2 separate regions of the Homo sapiens genome follow, and region 1 is linked to region 2. A link is an interaction called in ENCODE POLR2A ChIA-PET data of the cell type or tissue named here. Cell type or tissue: OCI-LY7. All regions are shown on one strand. Links, peaks and the distances in the headings refer to the core of each region. The heading gives the core; the rest is flanking DNA. Region 1 has its middle 28 kb from the start of KHDRBS1. Region 2 overlaps KPNA6 (karyopherin subunit alpha 6).

The links. ChIA-PET counts read pairs that join two places held together with the same protein. Peaks named below come from ENCODE experiments on the same cell type or tissue, not always from the same donor. Only the 100,000 strongest peaks of a DNase experiment are listed, where the experiment ranks them.
Region 1: POLR2A ChIA-PET joins it to region 2 with 12 read pairs; 2 of 35 experiments call an interaction of 5 or more read pairs at or near these places.

The regions. Positions count from the first base shown.
Region 1 is chr1:31,980,680-31,990,456 of GRCh38, forward strand. No RefSeq gene overlaps it. Among named protein-coding and RNA genes, the nearest start is that of KHDRBS1, 28 kb to the right of the region's middle. RefSeq lists an enhancer at 4,674-4,743. In OCI-LY7, for the core only: no CTCF peak of the experiment used is centred there; DNase peaks (open chromatin) are centred at 1,582, 4,262 and 4,962; H3K4me3 peaks cover 1,229 bases; H3K27ac peaks cover 4,238 bases.
Region 2 is chr1:32,167,556-32,177,332 of GRCh38, forward strand. KPNA6 (karyopherin subunit alpha 6) reads left to right here. Exons shown (of 14, transcript NM_012316.5): 13 at 2,327-2,505; 14 at 3,152-9,008. The coding sequence ends at 3,339. Among named protein-coding and RNA genes, the nearest start is that of TXLNA, 7.2 kb to the right of the region's middle. In OCI-LY7, for the core only: no CTCF peak of the experiment used is centred there; a DNase peak (open chromatin) is centred at 5,166.

The sequences.
Region 1 (9,777 bases), core at 808-8,807, 190 kb before region 2:
GAGTTTCTGAATTTTCTGTGTAACGTGGTTATATACGTGCTAGAATCGCAGTCAGTGAACTTAATATGCAAATGAAATACTCTGTACACTGTAAACAATGTTACCTCTCAAGTTTTTGCAGCAAACACCACCATTATCCCTTTGGAGTTAAACCCGCTTGGCTACCACCCTTGCTGTCAAACCCCCATGAGATGCCAAACACTTGAAAAGGGTTTCATCGGAGATGTCAGTGTGAGATTAAGAACACACAACAGATGAAATAGAGAAAACAAGGGAATTCACTAGCAGTTACTGGTAAGACGCTCAGGCTATTAGCCTGTCACACTCCCCACTGCCAGCAAAGCCATCTTTAGCCACTTGGAAACCTGGCCTTGCTTTCACTTCCTTTGTGAAATGTCCCGGGTGGTATTTTCCCCACAGTGTAAACAAGTCCTTTTACATTAATCAATTCATTTAATTCTCACAAAAACACTATAAAGTAAGTACTGTTATCATCTCCATTTTACAGATGACGTAACTGAGGCACAGAGAGTCTAAGCAGTTTGCTCAAAGTCACATGTGACATATGGCAGTGCTAGATTCAAACCCTTAAGTTACTGCGGAATCTGTGCTCTCAAAAACTACTACTCAGGCTGGGCGCAGTAGCTCACAGCTGTAAACCCAGCACTTTGGGAGGCTGAGGCAGGCAGATCACCTGAGGTCAGCAGTTCGAGACCAGCCTGGCCAACGTGGCAAAACCCCGTCTGTACTAAAAATACAAAAAAATTAGCCGGGCATGGTGGTGCATGACTATAATTCCAGCTACTCAGGAGGCTGAGGCAGGAGAATCACCACTTGACCTGGGAGGCAGAGGTTGCAGTGAGGTGAGATCACACCACTGCACTCCAGCCTGTGCGACAAAGTGAGACTCCGTGTCAAAAAAAAAAAAAAAAACCACATACACACACACAAAAACCCCTACTACTCTGTAGTTTGACAACAAAGCTAAATGAAGATAATTAGAAAATCCACTATTGCACCAGAATTGCAAAAGGGCTGTGGAGATATGTTTTTTTGTAGAATCTATGTGCTTTAGTAATGTGGAAGGGAGATCTCCCACCAAAATGTGTGGTGAGGTAGGCCTGGGTCACTCCCCAGACCAGGATCCCCCAGGCTCCAGGCTTTCATCTTAGCCCTGTAGTAACCCCCTCAGAAAAAGAATGCTTCTTTCCCATTTGTTCCAGCAAAAATCCTAAGATTGCTCTGATCAACTACCTTGGTTCTGTGCTTAACATTGACCCAGTTACAGAACTAAAGGATGGAATATGCTGACTTGTCGGGCCTGGGTGATATGCACATCCTTCTCTGCAGCCACACCCCAACACACGGAGCAAGAATGGAGAGATGGCTCCTAGCGAAAACTAGACTACTGAGAGGAGGGGAAAGAATGCTGAGCAGGCAAAACAACAGATGATCCAGGGATTCAGGCATTGACACTGGTAATTATAAGCCAGTGTGATAAATGACTTGACAGGAAGGAACTGGCACTGGAAGACAGCAGAGGAAACACCTAAACCAGAGGAAGTGGCATGTAAGCTGAGACCCAAGGAGGAGGTATCCAGGGCAAAGAGGGTGTGGGGTGGGGAAAGGAAACAGGCTGTGCATATTTTTATTTCCTTCCCTCCCTCCCTCCCTCCCTCCCTCCCTTCCTTTTTTTGAGACAGAGTCTCGCTCTGTCACCCAGGCTGGTATGCAGTGGCGTGATCTCGGCTCACTGCAACCTCCGCCTCCCAGGTTCAAGGGATTCTCCTGCCTCAGCCTCCCAAGGAGCTAGGATTATAGGCGCCTGCCACCACCCCTGCCTAATTTTTGTATTTTTAGTAGAGACAGGGTTTCACCATGTTGTCCAGGCTAGTCTCGAACTCTTAACCTCCAGTTATCCACCTGCCTCGGCCTCCCAAAGTGCTGAGATTACAGGTGTGAGCCACCACGCCTGGCCACATTTCTTGAAATGTGTGAGATTGGGGCCTAAACATTCACAGAGTCCGTGAGGATGAAGATGATGGGCCAGTCTGGGTGCCCTGGAGTGGCCTGAGCAGAAAGGAAGGAAAATGGATTAGGGGCTGAAGAGGAGATGAAGCTTTTAGTTTGGATATTGATCCTGAGGGGCACATGGGTCATTCTGTTAGAGATATCAAAGAGCCAGCTGAATATGTGGGTATGGCATTTGGGAGCAGGATCTCTGGACAGAGATCTGGGTGTGATCAGCACAAGGATGACCATTGAATGACCATCAGTTAAGGTCATCAAATGGTTACTGAGTGTAGGAGAGACATCCTTGGGTGAGGGGACCAAGTGGGAACAGACTCTTCAACAAAGACATCCAGATGGCCAAATAGCACAAGAAACAAGCATGTAAAAACATTATTACTGGCCGGGCTTGATGGCTCATGCCTGTAATTCCAGCACTTTGGGAAGCCGAGGCGGGCAGATCACTTGAGGCCAGGAGTTCAAGACCAGCCTGGGCAACATAGCCCGACCTCATCTCTACAAAAAACTTAAAAATTAGCCAGATGTGTTGGCATGCACTTGCAGTCCCAGCTACCCAGGGAGCTGAGGCAGGAGGATTGCTTGAGCCTGGGAGGTTGAGGCTACAATGAGCCATGATCATGCCACTGCACCCCAGCCTCGGCAACAGAAAAAGACCCTGTCTCAAAACAAAAAATATTATTACTTATTACTATGTGGGTAGATACATTAAAACAGTGAGATACCACTACGTACCTATCAGAATGGCTGAAATTTGAAATTAAAACGACTGACAATATTAACAACTGGAATTCTCATACACCACTGAAAGGAGTGTAAACTGGTACAACCACTTTGGAAAACTGGCGGTATTTACTAAAACTAAACATACGTATCCCCTCTGACCTAGCAGTTCCACTCAAATATATATAGCCAAGAAAAATAAATGGTTGAGTCTACCAAAAAGACATATGTAAAAGAATGTTTGTAACAGCATTATTCAGAATAACCAAAAGCTAGAAACAACCCAAATGCCTCCATTGTTATATGTTCATTTGATAGAATACTATACCACATACATAAAAAAACAAGTACTAAGTACTAACATGGATGAATTTTATAGCTATAATATTGAGTGAAAGAAGCCAGAACAAAAATAATGTACACCATGCAATTCCATTTAGAAAAATCTCAAAAACAGGTATAGTTAGTTGATGGTAATGGAGGTCAGAAATAATCGTTTCTATTGTGACAGGGGGTATGTCTGAAAGGCGGCCAAGAGAACCTTCTAGGGTCCTGGAAATAATCCGGATTTTGATCTGGTTGATGGTTATACAGGTATATACATGTATAAAACTTCAAGTTGGGTGTGGTGGTATGTGCCTATAGTCCCAGCTACTCAGGAGCCTGAGGAAAGAGGATTGCTTGACCCAAGGAGTTTGAGGCTGCAGTAAGCTATGATTGCACCTGTGAATAGCCACTATACTCCAGCCTGGGCAACATAGCAAGACCCTGTCACTAAAAACAAAAACAAAAACAAAATATTTTTAATTTAAAAAATCAGACAGTAGGCCGGGCATGGTGAGTCAGGCCTATAATCCCAGCACTTTAAGAGGCCAAGGCAAGCAGATCGCCTGAGGTCAGGAGTTTGAGATCAGCCTGGCCAACATGGTGAAAACCCTTCTCTACTAAAAATACAAAAAATAGCTGGGCTTGGTGGCAGGTGCCTGTAATCACAGCTACTTGGGAGGTTGAGGCAGGAGAATTGCTTGAACCTGGGAGGTGGAGGTTGCAGTGAGCTGAGATCACGCCATTGCACTCCAGCCTGGGCGACAAGAACGAGACTTCGTCTCAAAAAAAAAAAAAAAAAAAACAGAAAGTATTCATCTAGTTGCTCATTTAAGGTTTGTGCACATTACCGTATCTATTTTATACCTAAAGGTGGGGGTGAAGGAAAGTTTATCCCCTCTTCCCAAAGCCAAAATTAGTACTGATCCAGGGACTGTGGATGCTTTACAATTTGTGATATGATGTGACAGTTTCATGAGGCCCATCTTGATGAAGTTCCCCAGGACAAGAGCCTCTCTTTTGATTGTTTTCTCTACTGTTCCAAAGCATCTATACTGGGGCTCAGATCACAGCAGGCCCACAATGTCTGTGACTCAGTATCTGCTTGGAACAGCACACCCAGCCCTTCAGTGTTCAACTCGACACTCACTTCCTGAGTGTCTGCTCTATGCCAGGCCTTGTGCTGAGAGCTAGAGGTACAAACACAAGTAAGACAACCATCCCTACACTTGAAAAGTGGCCAAGCAAGAGGTGGGTACCCCAGGATGAAGGACAGGAACTTGCAGCAGCCAACCCATCCATCAACACATGTAAAATAATATTAGTAACAAATAACCACCATTTATGAACTGCCAGGTGCTTTATGGTGTAACAGATTTTTTTTTTCTTAATTGCTATTTTAAACCACAACTGCCTGCAGCTACTTTTGTCTATTAGGGGAGTGGCACAATTTTTCTCTGGGTAGAGGGTTCTTTGTTTGGGAAAATACTTCATAAGTTGCTTTGGCATGAAGAATGAAGCTCTCCAGAGCTAGGGCAAGACAAAGACAGCTGAACTGCTTTGCAAATTAGAGAAAAATGTGGCAGCAGAGGGAGCGGGGGGTCTAAACGCAGAAGGAAGGGAGACATTAGGAGATATAGTTAGAGAGATCTATGTTGCTTTTGTTTTCCCAGGCTCAGTGCTTTAGAGAACCATCCCTTTGCCTTACTAATCTTACTTATTCTTCAGGTTTTACCCTTCAAAAATCACTTCCTTATACCACACAGCCACCAAAAAGAATGAGGTGAAGCTCTCTGTACTAACATGGAAAAAATGCCCTGGGTATATTGTGAAGTGGAGGCAGGGGAAGTCACCAGCTGGATAGGAGCGTAGTAACAACCCCGTTTTTAAAGAGGACGGCCCTGTATATGTACTTACACTTGAATACATTTGGAAAGTCCCCCGGAAAAGTACATAACACTCTGTTAACAGCTGTTACCACCAGGGAAGATGGTGGGGAGTAATTTGGAGCTTCTGATTTCAATTTTTATCCTTTATTTTTAAATATTTTACCATGAGATTTTATCTCTATTTGTTTATTTTTTTATCTGTTTTTGAGACAGGATCTTGCTCTGTTACCCAGGCTGGAGTGCAGTGGCACCAACACAACTCACTGCAGCCTCAACCTCCTGGGCTGTAAGTGATCCTCCTGCCTCAGCCTCCCAAGTAGCTGGAAACACAGGTGTACCACACCAAGCCCAGCTCATTTTTTAAAAACTTTTTTTTGTAGAGACTAGCCACTACACTGCAAAGTGCTGGGATTACAGGCATGAGCCACCTTACCCAGCCCGAGACTCTTAAAAACGGGGTAGGCTTGGTGCAGTGGCTCACGCCTGAAATTCCAGCACTTTGGGAGGCAAGGCAGGAGGATTGCTTGAGGCCAAGACCAGCCTGGGCAACAGGGTGAGACCCCTGTCTCTCTGAAAAATTTAAAAATTAGCCAGGCATGGTGGAGCATGTCTGTAGTCCCAACTACTCTAGAGGATGAGGCAGGAGGATCACTTATAGCCCAGGAGGTCAAAGCTGCGGTGAGCCCTGTTCATGCTACTGCACTTCAGCCTGGACAGCAAAGCAAGACCCTTTCTCTAATAAAATAAAATAAAATAAAATAAAATAAAATAAAATAAAATAAAATAAAATAAAATAAAATAAAATAAAATAAGGCTGGATGTGGTTGGTCACTCACACCTGTAAGCCCAGTACTTTGGGAAGCCAAGAAGAGAGGATTGCTTGAGCCCAGGAGTTCAAGACCAGCCTGGGCAACACAGTGAAACCTCATCTCTATGACAATACATTTAAAAATTAAGGAAAAAAAAAAAGCCAAGAACCTAATTTCTATCGTAGGTCAGGTTCCCGTGGTATCCTGCTGTCCTCCTTTGTGACATTTGGTACCTTTGGAATTGCCTGCCCGTTGACTTCCCCATCCCTCCACCTCCTGCACCCACTCTGTTCCCCTTGGCTCCAAGACTACAGGGACCAGGAACGCCTAGCAAAGTGCTTGGTTTAGCAGTTGACCAAATGAATGAGTTCTCCCACCTTCCAATGACTTTTCTCTTGCCTGGGTTTTGATTCTTCCAGAGAAAGGAGAGAACAGCTCAGCTCCATCTGTGTGTGCCGCCCAGGCCTGGCTCACACAGTTCCTGCACATTCCCCACCCAGGGCAGGGTGAAGATGCCCTCTTTCTTGTCCTGGAGAGAGATGTAAAAGCAGTAGCTCCTGCTGTCTTCACTGCCTCAGCCCTGGGGGACACCAAAATGCCTGAGACCACAACAACCTGTGAGAGGTGTGAGCAGGTGGCAGAGCCAATTACAGGAACAGGACTGGGCATTCTGGCTGACCTTGGCAGAAGCTTCTCTTCCATCTTCCTTTTATTTCTAGCAGCTGGGGGAGGAGGGAATGAAGCCCTAATTGCTTTCACCTTGAGAAAAATCTGCGGCTGACCATGTGCAGAGAGAATCATTCTGTCACACAGCAGGGGGGCTCGAAATTAGATCAGATCAGGAAGGCTGGCGTTTTCCCTGAGGCTCTCGACTAACGACCAAGGGGAAGAGAGGCACTTGGCCTAACGCCCCTCCTCACTCTGCCCTACCAGTCACACAGTGATAGCTGAGCTCTTCTCTTCTGCCCAGAACTCCACAGGGAACTCCCCATGCCTGCCCCCTCCCCACCCAGGCTGCTGTGACTAACGTGTGCCTTCACTAGGTCTTGCCCAGGCCACAACTCAGGCTGCTGGGTGAGAACTAGAGCTATTCTCACAGGCCCCCAACTGCCAGGCAGATGCCTCTGTCGACCCAGCCAGCCTGTCCCTGCCGAGTTCAGACAGGAAGGCGAGGCTGGCCCCTGGAACTACCAGGGAGAGACATCGGCCAGCCACATATGCCTGATTCTGCCCAGACACTTCTAACAATTGAGGCAGTGGGTGAACTCGCATGCTTTCTCCATCCCCGATGAAAAGCAAGTTCAAAAGCCACATACTGTCCTCAAGCCCTGGGGGAAGCCAGGACCCTGACAAAGAGGAGGCATTGTAACTCGATAGAGCAGTCTTGAGTGATACTGATGCAGTAGAGTCAACCACCACACACTCAGCATTGGAGCCACCGAGAATCATCCAGAGCGCATGTGATACTGACGTTAAGCAATTAATGGCATACAAAGCTTCAGAGCACTAGCTGGTCACCTACTGGATCCCGAGTAGAAATTTTCTGTAAGAAATTCTGGGGAAGGCCGGGCGCGGTGGCTCAAGCCTGTAATCCCAGCACTTTGGGAGGCCGAGGCGGGTGGATCACCAGGTCAGGAGATCGAGACTATCCTGGCTAACATGGTGAAACCCCATCTCTACTAAAAATACAAAAAAATTAGCCGGGCGTGCTGGTGGGTGCCTGTAGTCCCAGCTACTCAGGAGGCTGAGGCAGGAGAATGGCGTGAACCCGGGAGGCGGAGCTTGCAGTGAGCCGAGATCGTGCCACTGCACTCCAGCCTGGGCGACAGAGTGAGACCCCGTCTCAAAAAAAAAAAAAAAAAAAAACTCTGGGGAGGGCCAGGCGCAGTGGCTCACACCTGTAATCCCAGCACTTTGGCAGGCTAAGGCGGGGGAATTGCTTTAGCCCGGGAGTTTGAGACCAGCCTGGGTAGCAAAGCAAGACCCCACCTTTACAAAAAAAAAAATTAGCCAGGTGTGGTGGCACATGCCTGTGGTCCCAGCTACTTGGGGGCCGAGGTGAGAGGATAGCTTGAGCCAAGGAGGTCAAGGCTGCGGTGAGCTGTGATCACAACACCACTGCACTCCAGCCTGGAGCAAGCAAGAATTTCATTCTAAAATTAAAAAATAAAAATTCTGAGGAGGCAATAGAAACTGATAGCTTCATACATAGCCCACTGCAACAACTTTCTGGCTATGTGACTTCGATGGTGTCACTTAACCTGTCTGAGCTTCAATTTCCTCACTGCAAAATGAGATTAATAATACCTACCTCAAAGGGCTGCCATGAGAATGAAGTTAATATATGTAAACTATTTAGTGCAGCATGTTGCTCAGGAAGTGCTCACTAAACGGTCACTGTCCATATTATTATTTTATTTTATTTTATTTTATTTTATTTATTTATTTATTTTGAGACAGAGTCTCGCTCTGTCGCCCATGCTGGTGTACAGTGGCGCAATCTTGGCTCAAAGCAAGCTCCACCTCCTGGGTTCACACCATTCTCCTGCCTCAGCCTCCAGAATAGCTGGGACTACAGGCGCCCGCCACCACGCCTAGCTAATTTTTTTTTTTTTTTTTTTGTATTTTTAGTAGAGACGGGGTTTCACCGTGTTAGCCAGGATGGTCTCGATCTCCTGACCTCGTGATCTGCCCCTCTCAGCCTCCCAAAGTGCTGCTGGGATTACAGGCTTGAGCCACCGCACCAGGCTTTTTTTTTTTTTTTTTTTTTTTTTTGAGACGGAGTCTCGCTCTGTCACCAGGCTGGAGTGCAGTGGCGTGATGTCGGCTCACTGCAACCTCTGCCTCCTTGGTTCAAGCAATTTTCCTGCGTCAGCCTCCTGAGTAGCTGAAATAACAGGCACACGCCACCACACCCAGCTAATTTTTGTATTTTTAGTAGAGACAGGGTTTCACCATGTTGGCCAGGATGGTCTCGATCTCCTGACCTCGTGATCCAACCCCCTCAGCCTCCCAAAGTGCTGGGATTACAGGCGTGAGCCGCCATGCCCCGCCCATATTATTATTATGGAGCCATCAGTGCACACTGCAGTATGGACACTGAGGAGAGATGGTGTATGGTGGGGACTTTACGACCATGCAGACCTGGTGTGAAATCCTGTTTTCATTATTTCTGCCTTATGTGGCCTTGGGAGAGTTAATTAATTTCTTTAGGTTTCAGTCTCCCTCTGTAGAAAGGTATCGATAACACCTACCTTGTCAACAGGATAAAGTCCTGTTATTACCAGGGCCCAAGCATGCAGAAGATGCTCAGGAAATATTAGCTGCTGTGGGTACCGAATCATCATCCTCTTTCCGGCATCCTTCACCTTTTTCATGTGGTAGTTTTTACAGAGAGGTGACAGTCTCCTCAAAGTGATTTACTGTGGAGGAGCATATTGATTTTTTTCAAAGCCAGTGGTCCCTTTCCTGTCCTGATTCTTCTTGTCATCTCTACTATTTGACCTGGTGGCCACCTCTGAGACCTCCTCCCCCTTGGTTTTCTTGACTCCAGTACCCCAATCTTTGCTTCTCTCTCTCTGTCTCTCTCTCTCTCTCCTCCCTTCTTCACAGTATCTTCAGCTTCCCTAGCCTATTCCACAGTCCTGTGGCCCCCGCATTCTACCTGTTCTCCCCAAAAGAAAGACTATGTCGTCACCAAAACCAAGCTCAGCCTGCCATTCCTCCTGATCTCAAAAGTATCATTATTCTCCTGGCCACCCCGACATAAAGTCCCAGATCCTTCTCTTTTTTCTTTCCTCTCTTTCTGAATCCAGTCAATTGCCATCTGCTTTTTCCTTCAAAATATTTTTCATATCCATCTCCTTCTTTTCCATTTTCCCTCTTGCCAATATCAACTCAGGCCTGATCTAGTTTAAACGTCCAGTTCCCATCCATTCTGAGTATCGCAACCTCACCAAAAGTATCACTTGAAGCTCACCATCAGATATTCTTTTCCTACCACC
Region 2 (9,777 bases), core at 897-8,896:
ACATGGACATCCATCCTTTCTCTACCTTTTCTTATCCAACAGAGAACTGAAATCTATGTAGTTCTCAATTCAAATGAAGGGGAACCGTACTATGGGTTACTCAAAACAGTTTCTTCAGCCTGACCAACATAAGAAGACTCTGTCTCTACGAAAGACAAAAATTAGCCGGGCGTGGTGGCATGTGCCTATAGTCCCAGCTGAGATGGGAGGATGGCTTGAGCCTGGAAGGTCAAGGCTGCAGTGAGCTGTGATTGTACCACTGCACTCCAGCCTGAGTGACAGAGCCAGAGTCTGTCACAAAAAAAAAAAAAAACAAAAAAAAACAAGCAAGCTGGTGTAGTGGCTCATGTCTGTTATCCCAGCACCTTGGGAAGCTGAAGCAGGAGGATCCTTTAAACCCAGGAGTTCAAGACTAGCCTGGGCAACATAGGGACTTTGTCTCATGTGTACAAAAATGTAAAAATTAGCAGGTTGTAGTGGCGTGTGCCCGTGGCCACAGCTACTCAGTAGGCTGAAGCAGGAGGATCACCTGAGCCCAGGAGGTCACAGTTGTAATAAGCTGTGATTGTGCCACTACACTCCAGCATTTGCTACAGAGCAAGGTCCTGTCTCAAACAAAAAAGCAGCTTCTTTGAGAAATTAATTTGGGATATGAGACTTGAAAGAAGCGAATAGAAAGCTATTTTGTGTATGTGTGCTCTTTTTGAGACCGCAACCTCTGCCTCCCAGGTTCAAGCGATTCTTCTGCTTTAGCCTCCTGAGTAGCTGGGGTTACAGGCACGTGCCACCACGCCCGGCTAATTTTTTGTACTTTTAGTAGAAACGGGGTTTCACCATGTTAGCAGGCTGGTCTTGAACTCCTGATGTCAGATGATCCTCCCACCTTGGCCTCCCAGAGTGCTGGGATTATAGGCATGAGCCACCTGGCCTGTGTACTCTTTTATTTTAGTTTACATTATCTGAACATTAGTGGAAAGTGGTGGGAATAGTTAAGTGTTTTGCCCTTCACTTGTTGCCTATTAAGGGGAGCACAGTTAGTATATATAAAGTCTTAGGAGAAAAGAGATAGCTGTTGAGTTAAGCTTTGAAGGATAAATATGGGATTGTAAAAGGCCTCTTAGACAGGGAAAAGCATAAATAAAGGTACAGGAATCAGAAACCTGGAGACCTTTACAAGTGTGACTAGAATGTATTGTCCTTGGAAGGGAATAATGGGAGGCAGAGCTAGAAAGGAACTAGGAGCCAGATTGCAGAGCATCCAGGCTGGGCTGGGCTTGTGGTATTATGGTATTGTTGTGCCATAGAATTTGGAGTTCAGCGAATTAGGGAGCCTGTGAAAAATTTTATGCAGGGAAGTAATGTGTTCAGAGGGGTAATATTGCAGCCAAGGAGACATTAGAGGCAAGGAGGAGGAGTGTTTGGTAGCATCCACATGTGAAATGAACTAGACCAACCACATGTGAAATGAACTAGAACAATATCAACAGGAAGGTAGAGAGATAGAGAAAGGATAAGCGGTTATCAAGGCTCAGTAAGAGCAGTGGCTCACACCTGTAATCCCAGCACTTTGGGGAGGTCAAGGTGGGAGGATCGCTTGAGACCAGGAATTTGAGACCAGCCTGGACAACATAATGAGACTTTGTCTCTACAAAAAATAAAAAATAAATTAGCTGAGAATGGTGGCACACACCTGTAGTCCCAGCTGTTTGGGAGGCTGAGGCAGGAGGATCACTTGAGCCCAGGAGGCTGCAGTGAGCTGGGATCGCACCAGTGCACCCCAGCCTGGGTGACAGAGCAAGACCCTGTCTCAAAAAAAAAAAAAGGACTTGGTTGGGGAACACTCTCATTCTCTGGCATGGAATGGGGTGTTGCACAATTCTTTTTTCTTTTCTTTTCTTTTTTTTTTTTTGAGACGGAGTCTCACTCTGTCGCCCAGGCTGGAGTGCAGTGGCGTAATCTCGGCTCACTGCAAGCTCTGCCTCCTAGGTTCACACCATTCTCCTGCCTCAGCCTCCCGAGTAGCTGGGACTACAGGTGCCCGCCACCACACCTGGCCAATTTTTTTTTTTTTTTTGTATTTTTTTTTAGTAGAGACGGGGTTTCACCATGTTAGCCAGGATGGTCGCGATCTCTTGACATTGTGATCCGCCCACCTCAGCCTCCCAAAGTGCTGGGATCACAGGTGTGAACCACCGCGCTCGGCCTCACAATTCTTAAAAATAAAAAAATAAATTAGTAAGAGTGGGTTGCTGAGAGTTCAGAGCACCTGCCCAGCACTTCATGTGTCCTGTACTAGTTTAGCACTTGCCTGGTCTCTGGCCCCTAGGTACCTGGTCTCACTGGGCTGCATCAAACCCCTATGTGACTTGCTGACTGTAATGGATTCGAAGATTGTGCAAGTGGCCCTCAATGGACTGGAGAACATCCTGCGGCTTGGAGAGCAAGAGGGCAAGCGCAGTGGCTCAGGGGTCAATCCTTATTGTGGCCTCATAGAGGAAGCCTATGGTATGTGCCCTCTCCTCAATCTAGGTCAGAACCTGAGACTGTAGGCCTCCAACGTGGTATACATATGTTGGTGGTGGCGGAGTGTGGGTTGGGAAGCATCCATAGCTTCCATGAGACTGATGTCTGTGTCTTCAGAACAGTTAAGAGCTCCTGCCCTAGCCAAGTTTCACCATCCACAGGGTTTCACACGTTACCATGAGTATAATCAGGATGTGCTGAGTAGCTGGGGTACAGCTAGGATTTGGATTTGGCTCATCTTTTGAGTTGAGAGTTGTCTCTCACCAGTTTCTTCTCCTTCTAAGGAGTGATAGGTCAGTTCTCTTTCTGATAGGCTGTACCTATAAGAGTGCTGGATTAACTCATCACTCATCCCTGAGAGGCTGATGATGTGCCCAGGTCATGCTTCTAGTTTAAAGCAGAATCAGGACTAGAACCTCTGTAACTGACATTTTGGTCTCTTTCCTTTGGGATTCTGTAGTTTTGAGAAGAAATCTTAACTCTCCCCTTTCAGGTCCAAGAGTGATCTGATCATATGACTTGTGTTTGTAAGCACTAACATACCTCAGGGAAGGAAAAATAGGTAAATGTTTCACCTGCCCATAGAAAAGCACTCACACTTCCCTCTCCTTCCTTCTTACTACTGTAGGCTTGGATAAAATTGAGTTTCTCCAGAGCCACGAGAACCAGGAGATCTACCAGAAGGCCTTCGACCTCATTGAGCACTACTTTGGTGTAGAAGACGATGATAGCAGCCTGGCTCCCCAAGTCGATGAAACGCAACAGCAGTTCATCTTCCAGCAGCCTGAGGCCCCCATGGAGGGCTTCCAGCTATAATATCTGCCTCCAGGGAGGGGAGGGGATGGGAAGCACCACCAGCCAGCGGAAGAGCAGCCCTCTGGTGGGCGGGAAACCAGTGTCCCCACCATCAGCCACCACACACCTCTGCTGCCCTGGAGACTGTGCTCTTGACCTGCTCCGCCCCCTTCCCTGGAGGGAGCACCCTCTGGACAGACAGAACCATCTGAGGCTCACCTTTGGGTTTTGTGACAAGAAGGGGACGTGTTGGGTTTTTCTTCCTTACACTATATTTTGGCTGCACACATGTCTTTAACCCAGGAGCCCAGGGGTAGACAAAGGAGGACTAAGGTAATCAATTTGCACCTTTTTTTATTTTTATTTTTTTTCTTTTTTTCTTCAGTGGTGACTTCCTTCCCTTTATCTTTTTTCATTCTTCCCGGTCCTCTGCCCTGATCTGTGTAACTCTTATCTTGGGTACTTGAGCAGACGGTATATTCCAGAGGTGGGAGGTGGGAGGGGAAGGGAGAAATCCAAAACAAAGTGTTCTTGCTCTGACAGAATATTAATCTTGTACGCTTGGATTGAGTTATTTAATTTTTTTTTCTTTTGCACATTTTTCTTGTATTAAGATTGCTCTTCCCAAGAGCCACAAGTTCCTGGTTTTAGTAAACCCAGCTGCCTGCATTGCCTGGGACTAGAGGCTGGGGAGGCTACCATGAAACAAAGGTCCCTCCCTCCCTCTGACTCTTTGCCCAGACCTCTTTAGTTTGGGGGATCCTCCTCACTCTCCTGAAGTGTCTCAAGTATACCAGTGGGAGTGCAGGGGAGGAGCACAGGCCTTCAGATGGGGCTTCCCACGTGTAGCTACTGATCCCATATTTCCTACTCACCTTCCAAATGGTGCGACCCAACTTCATTTGTTTACTTGAAAATTCCCCCTCGAGGTTGAGAGAACCTCTGAGGTGGCTGTATTTTCTCCTAAGCTTGAGATAGGGGGCTGTGGTCCTTCCTTTCTCCTGAGGAGAAAGTCCTTGCTCTGGTGACCTGTAAGTTGCAGAGGAGGGTGGAGTGAGAGTGTCATGTATTGGGATAGTCAGGGATCCCTGCCTTTGGCCTTTCTTCTTCTTCTTCTTCCTCTTCCATAGTTGGATCATGTATATTTTACTTCTAAAGGAGAGAATGTCAAAAAGTTCTGTATTTTTTTATATTCTATATATTAGGTAGGTCAATCTTAATTGGTCTCAAGAGGAAGAACTGTCTGTCATTTCGGTAAGTAGGATACTGTGAGGAAGACCAAAAAGAGATATGGATGCTTCCTCGCTCAGGAGGCCTGAGCTTGGTCCTTTTCCTCTCTGCTTGGATTCTGGACCACCACCTGGGACCAACCTTCAGCTCTGGAACCTTCATAAAGCAGGTCAGCGTGGCCTGATTGTCCCAGGACCTGAAGGGAGCAAGGATGGCCTCAGGGCCTGGTGAAGTCTGCTACTCTGTCCTTACTGCTGAACATCCTGCTTGTATCAGGAAACTCAGAAGCAGTTTGCCTTGTCAAATTCAATCTCAATGGCCATTGTCCACATAACTGATCACCCATGGCTGCCTCTCCTATTATCTATTATCACTGAAACTTAGTAGCCTGCTTTTTTTTTTTTTTTTTTTAGAGCTATTGCGTATCTTCCCTGTTTGGGATCCTTGTACCTGGTTTGGGTTTTCCCTTCCTTGTGACAATTATAATCCAGATGCCTCTTCTTTCTGTTTGAATTACGGTAGTGCATTGCCTTAGTGGCTTGCCTGTGCCTCTGGGTGGATTACATATGATAGTAAAGCCCACCTGTTTGGATGGGAGTAGAGGAAGTTGGTGTAGACCAGCTGTGGAGCTGAAGGCACAGTCTGCCCCACCCCCACCTCCCCACTGTGGTTAGTCAGAGGCATCCTGCTCCAAGCTCTGCTTTTCCTTCCTCTGAAACAATGCCATTCTTGCTTCTATTGCTACACATCTCCTTCTGGCTCAGGTGAAATCCATGCCCTTCTGCTTATAGACCTAAAGTTCAGGTACTTATTATTGGCCATTGATCTTGAATTTGCCCTCTCCTAGTGCTGCAGTCCCACTTCAAAGCCATTTTCTGAGGAGGATGGTTTAGGTCTGGCAATTGTCCTTGAAAAATCCCACCCATGTTGTACCACCTTGGTGAGTCATATGCCACTCATCAGCTTGGGAATGATGGCTGCCAACTCCCAATCTCCCAGGAAGGCAGGGGGCAGAATCTTTTTTTCACTTGGCCTGCTACCTCCATTAAAAAACCATTCTCTTACAGTTTAAAAAAAAAAAAAAAAAAAAAGCCTTCCCCTACCCAACCTCCGCCCATTGTTCTCTTCCAAAGGGCAATTTAGTAGGATCTACTTTGTACATCTCAAGTAAGAGTTAAGTCCCTGATACAGGGACCAGTTTCTTAGTGTAAGACATACACATCCTGCTTGTCCAGCTGTTCCTCCAAAATCTACTTTGGCTTCAGCTCCGGGTCCTGTACCAGATGGAAAATGTTTTTGGTGATCTGGCTGCTGCTTAAAGCCAGTTTTCCCTAAGAACTCCAAAGGCTAAAGTCTACTAGGGGCAGAGTGTGAGGATAGATTTCTAATCAGAGAAAAGTGGCCTCCAGGAGCTTTCATTTATGTCTTCTCCAGACCAGGTTTTCCTGTTATCTTCCTTTAATCCCCTTTCAACCAACAGGTGAAGTTCTTCCAGCCCACAGAGGTAGTAATATCATCTTTTCTATCTCCTCCTCTCCTTTGGCCATGTAATGAAGCAAAATATTATTTATTTAGCCCAGGCTTGAGAGCCACTGTTTGTGGACAGTCTTCATCTAGATTCCATACCCTGGCCTAGGCGAGGTAAGGCTCTCTGGTTATTGCCAGGATGGAGCCCCTCTACCCCAGTCTGCTGTAGGGAATACCCTAATTAGTTGAGGCATGCTTTTGGAATCCTGGCATGTTGGCATATGGCTGGTCTATCCTTTTTAAGATCTCTGGTTGGGGGTATCTGGATATGGATTAGGAGGGACAAGGAGCCTTTTTCTTGGCTAATGTTTTCCAATACTTTTTTGAATGGTGCCAGCCCCTCCAGGCATCCCACCCCCAAATCATCATCTTTAGTACTAACAGGGTGTCTGGTCTTAGAAGCCTCCCTTCAGATCCCAGCTGACCCTGGTGACTGCCTGGCCTTGATGTTGGCTGCAGCCTTCTGATAGAACCACATGGATTCCACCCACAGCTGGCCAGGCTTGTTACATGGGTCAGGGAATACAAATGGCCCCCCCCCAGGGAGCAGGTGTTGGCCTCAGTTTTCAGGGACCCTTGGTGTTGCTCCTTACCTAGAGCCCATTAATCTACCCCATCAACTCTCTGCCATGAAAGCCATCTTCCAGGAGCCCTGTTTTTTGGAGCTGAACTGCACAGATTATAGCTGCTATTGTACTTAAATAAGGGAGAGGAAAAGAAGGTTCTCAGGCACAGACTTTCTATTTTTCTCAAGCCAAACCAGTTTAAAATGTCTAGCAGAATGAACTGTATTTCCATTTCTTCATGTCTACCTGCCTTCCCCCCACACCCTAAAGTTGTACTTGTTTCTAGCAAACTAGAAGGAAAAGATAGGAAAGCCTGGCACTACTAACCTCACCTCTCATACACCTCTTTGAAGGCCCCAGCTCTTTTGTTCAGGCCTCTCTTCTCCCCTAGACTCACTCAGCTTGGTATCCATCATCTTGAGCATTCTTCAGTAGATTCATCTAGGGTTCAGATTCCAGACTCTCAGCTGAAGACAGGGAGCCAATTTCCCCCAGGTCCCTGCAGGTAATCCAGGGACCCCATAGGGAGAACAGGCTGACTGGGGCATTAGGAATGTTTGTACCTCTCTGCTTCCCTGGCAGCCTGGGGAAGGGTGCAGGGCTCAGTGCGCTAAACCATGGTAAACATCTTCAATAGAACTACCCTAGAATTTAGTGAGTGTGAGACTGAGATATTGCTCAGAATAAATTTATTCCATAGCCATTTAGGATTGCATGTTCTGGACCAACCTTGTCCAGTATGTTTTCTGTTTGAGCTTTTTCATTCTTTTGTTAAGCCAACAAGTTGAGAATTTGGCCCTGCTGGGATCCATGTAGTGGGCACTAGCTGCTCTTTGGCCAAGGCCTTCATAAATGATTCAGTCTCTCATTATCTGTCCTCTAGCCCCACACCCTGATTTAGACCGTGGCAAAGGAAGAACTTGAGGTCAAGACCAACCAAATCTGTGAATTAAAGCTGTTATTTTTTTCTCTGCAAGGGCGCTTTGCTTCAGGTCTGGGCTATGTGCAGAACCTAAGCAGGCTGTGAGAGTTAGAAGAGGCAGTATTACATGTTAGGCCCAGAACACCATGGGAAAAGGTTTATGTAGTGTATCTTAGTGGCCTGCCTAGCTGCCTCTGGGCCAGGCTGACTTCTGATGTCCACATTAGCTCGTACCTGAACCCTGTTGCTGAATGCCAGCCCTGTTCTCCTGTAACTATTATATACGCCATGGCCTGGGGGGCATTGAAGGAAGTAAGCTCTCAGAGATCCTAACACTGGCTGGGAACCTCTGACTCAGAGCATGTCTTTAAAGAGTCCACATCTGGCCAGGCGCGGTGGCACATGCCTGTAATCCCAGCACTTTGGGAGGCCGAGGCGGGTGGATCACGAGGTCAGGAGTTTGAGACCAGCCTGGCAACATAGTGAAACCCCATCTCTAATAAAAATACAAAAAATTAGCTGGGCGTGGTGGCAGGCGCCTGTAATCCCAGCTACTTGGGAGGCTGAGACAGGAGAATCACTTGAACCCAGGAGGCGGAGGTTGCAGTGAGCCAAGATCATGCCACTGCACTCCAGCTTGGGTGACAGTGCGAGACTCCATCTCAAAAAAAAAAAAAAAAAAAAAATCCACATCTTCAGCTGGGCGCGGTGGCTCATGCCTGTAATCCTAGCACTTTGGGAGGCTGAGGCGGGCAGATCACTTGAGGTTAGGGGTTCAAAACCAGCCTGACCAACATAGTAAAACCCCGTCCCTACAAAAATAAAAAAATAAAAAAAATAAGCCAGGTGTGGTGGTGGGCACCTGTGATCTCAGCTACGTGGGAGGCTGAGGCAGGAGAATCTCTTGAACCTAGGAGGCAGAGGTTGCAGTGAGCCAAGATTGTGCCAGCCTGGGCGACAGGGTGAGGCTCTTGTCTCAAAAAAAAAAGTCCACATCTTCATGAACCCTCAGACTCTGGAGTTGGGTGTCGGCTTTTTTAGCCAGCTTTTGTGGGAATTGCCTTTGACCTATTAAAGAAGGAAAGTGGGTAATGGAGTCCCAGCCACTCAAGAGACTGGATATCCCCCGAGAATGGCTTGGGTTACCAGCTATGGACCCTTGGAAGATGAATCTAATCCTTCTCACTGGTTTTTCTTTGCAAATTCATTTGCTTTTATTTTTCTAATAACAATAAACTCTATTTTCCATGTTCTCAGGGCCCCTGGGTAGACAGACACAGCTTGATTTCAGAGCAGACATAGGCGAAGAAAACATGGCATTGAGTGTGCTGAGTCCAGACAAATGTTATTTATATACACATCCAAATTTGAAGAGAAAATGTATTTCTTTAGGTTTCAAACACTGTAATAGATATAAAGCAAAAATAAAAACCTGTTGCAAAGTTCTAAATTGTCTTCTTTGGCTTGGAGTGACCCTAGACTGGATTTGGGGGAAGAGAATGAGGAGGTGTTTAAATTTGTAGCTTAACAGTGGAAATAAGAGTTGTACCAACCTGCACCTGCTCTAAAGTTTTTTTCATCGACTTTATTGAAATATAATTGACATACAATAAACTGTACATATTTAAAGTATATACACGTTGATAAATTGAAACACATATGCACCCATAAAACAACCACAAGATAGTGAATATATCTATGACCTTCATAAGCCGTAAGCTTCCCGCTTGAGAATCCCTCCTTTCTGCCCCACCTCCAGCAACCACTGATCTGTGGCTGTCACTGTAGTTTAGTTTGCATTTTCTAGAGTTTCTCTAAATGATTTTGACTTAGTTTCATCAGCACCACTCTACAGCCCTTTGAACCTTTTTTTTTTTTTTGAAACGGAGTTTTTTATTCTTGGCATCCAGGCTGGAGTACAATGGCGTGATCTCGGTTCACTGCAACCTCTGCCTCCTGGGTTCAAGCGATTCTCCTGCCTCAGCCTCCCAAATAGCTGGGATTACAGGTGCCCGCCACCACGCCCAGCTAATTTTTGTATTTTTAGTAGAGACGGGGTTTCACGTTGGCCAGGCTGGTCTTGAACTCTTGACCTCAGGTGATCCGCCTGCCTCCGCCTCCCAAAGTGCTGGGATTACAGGCATGAGCCATCGTGCCCAGCCTGAACCTCTTAAGATCAAATAGTTCACAGACTCCTCCCTTCAGTTTAGATAA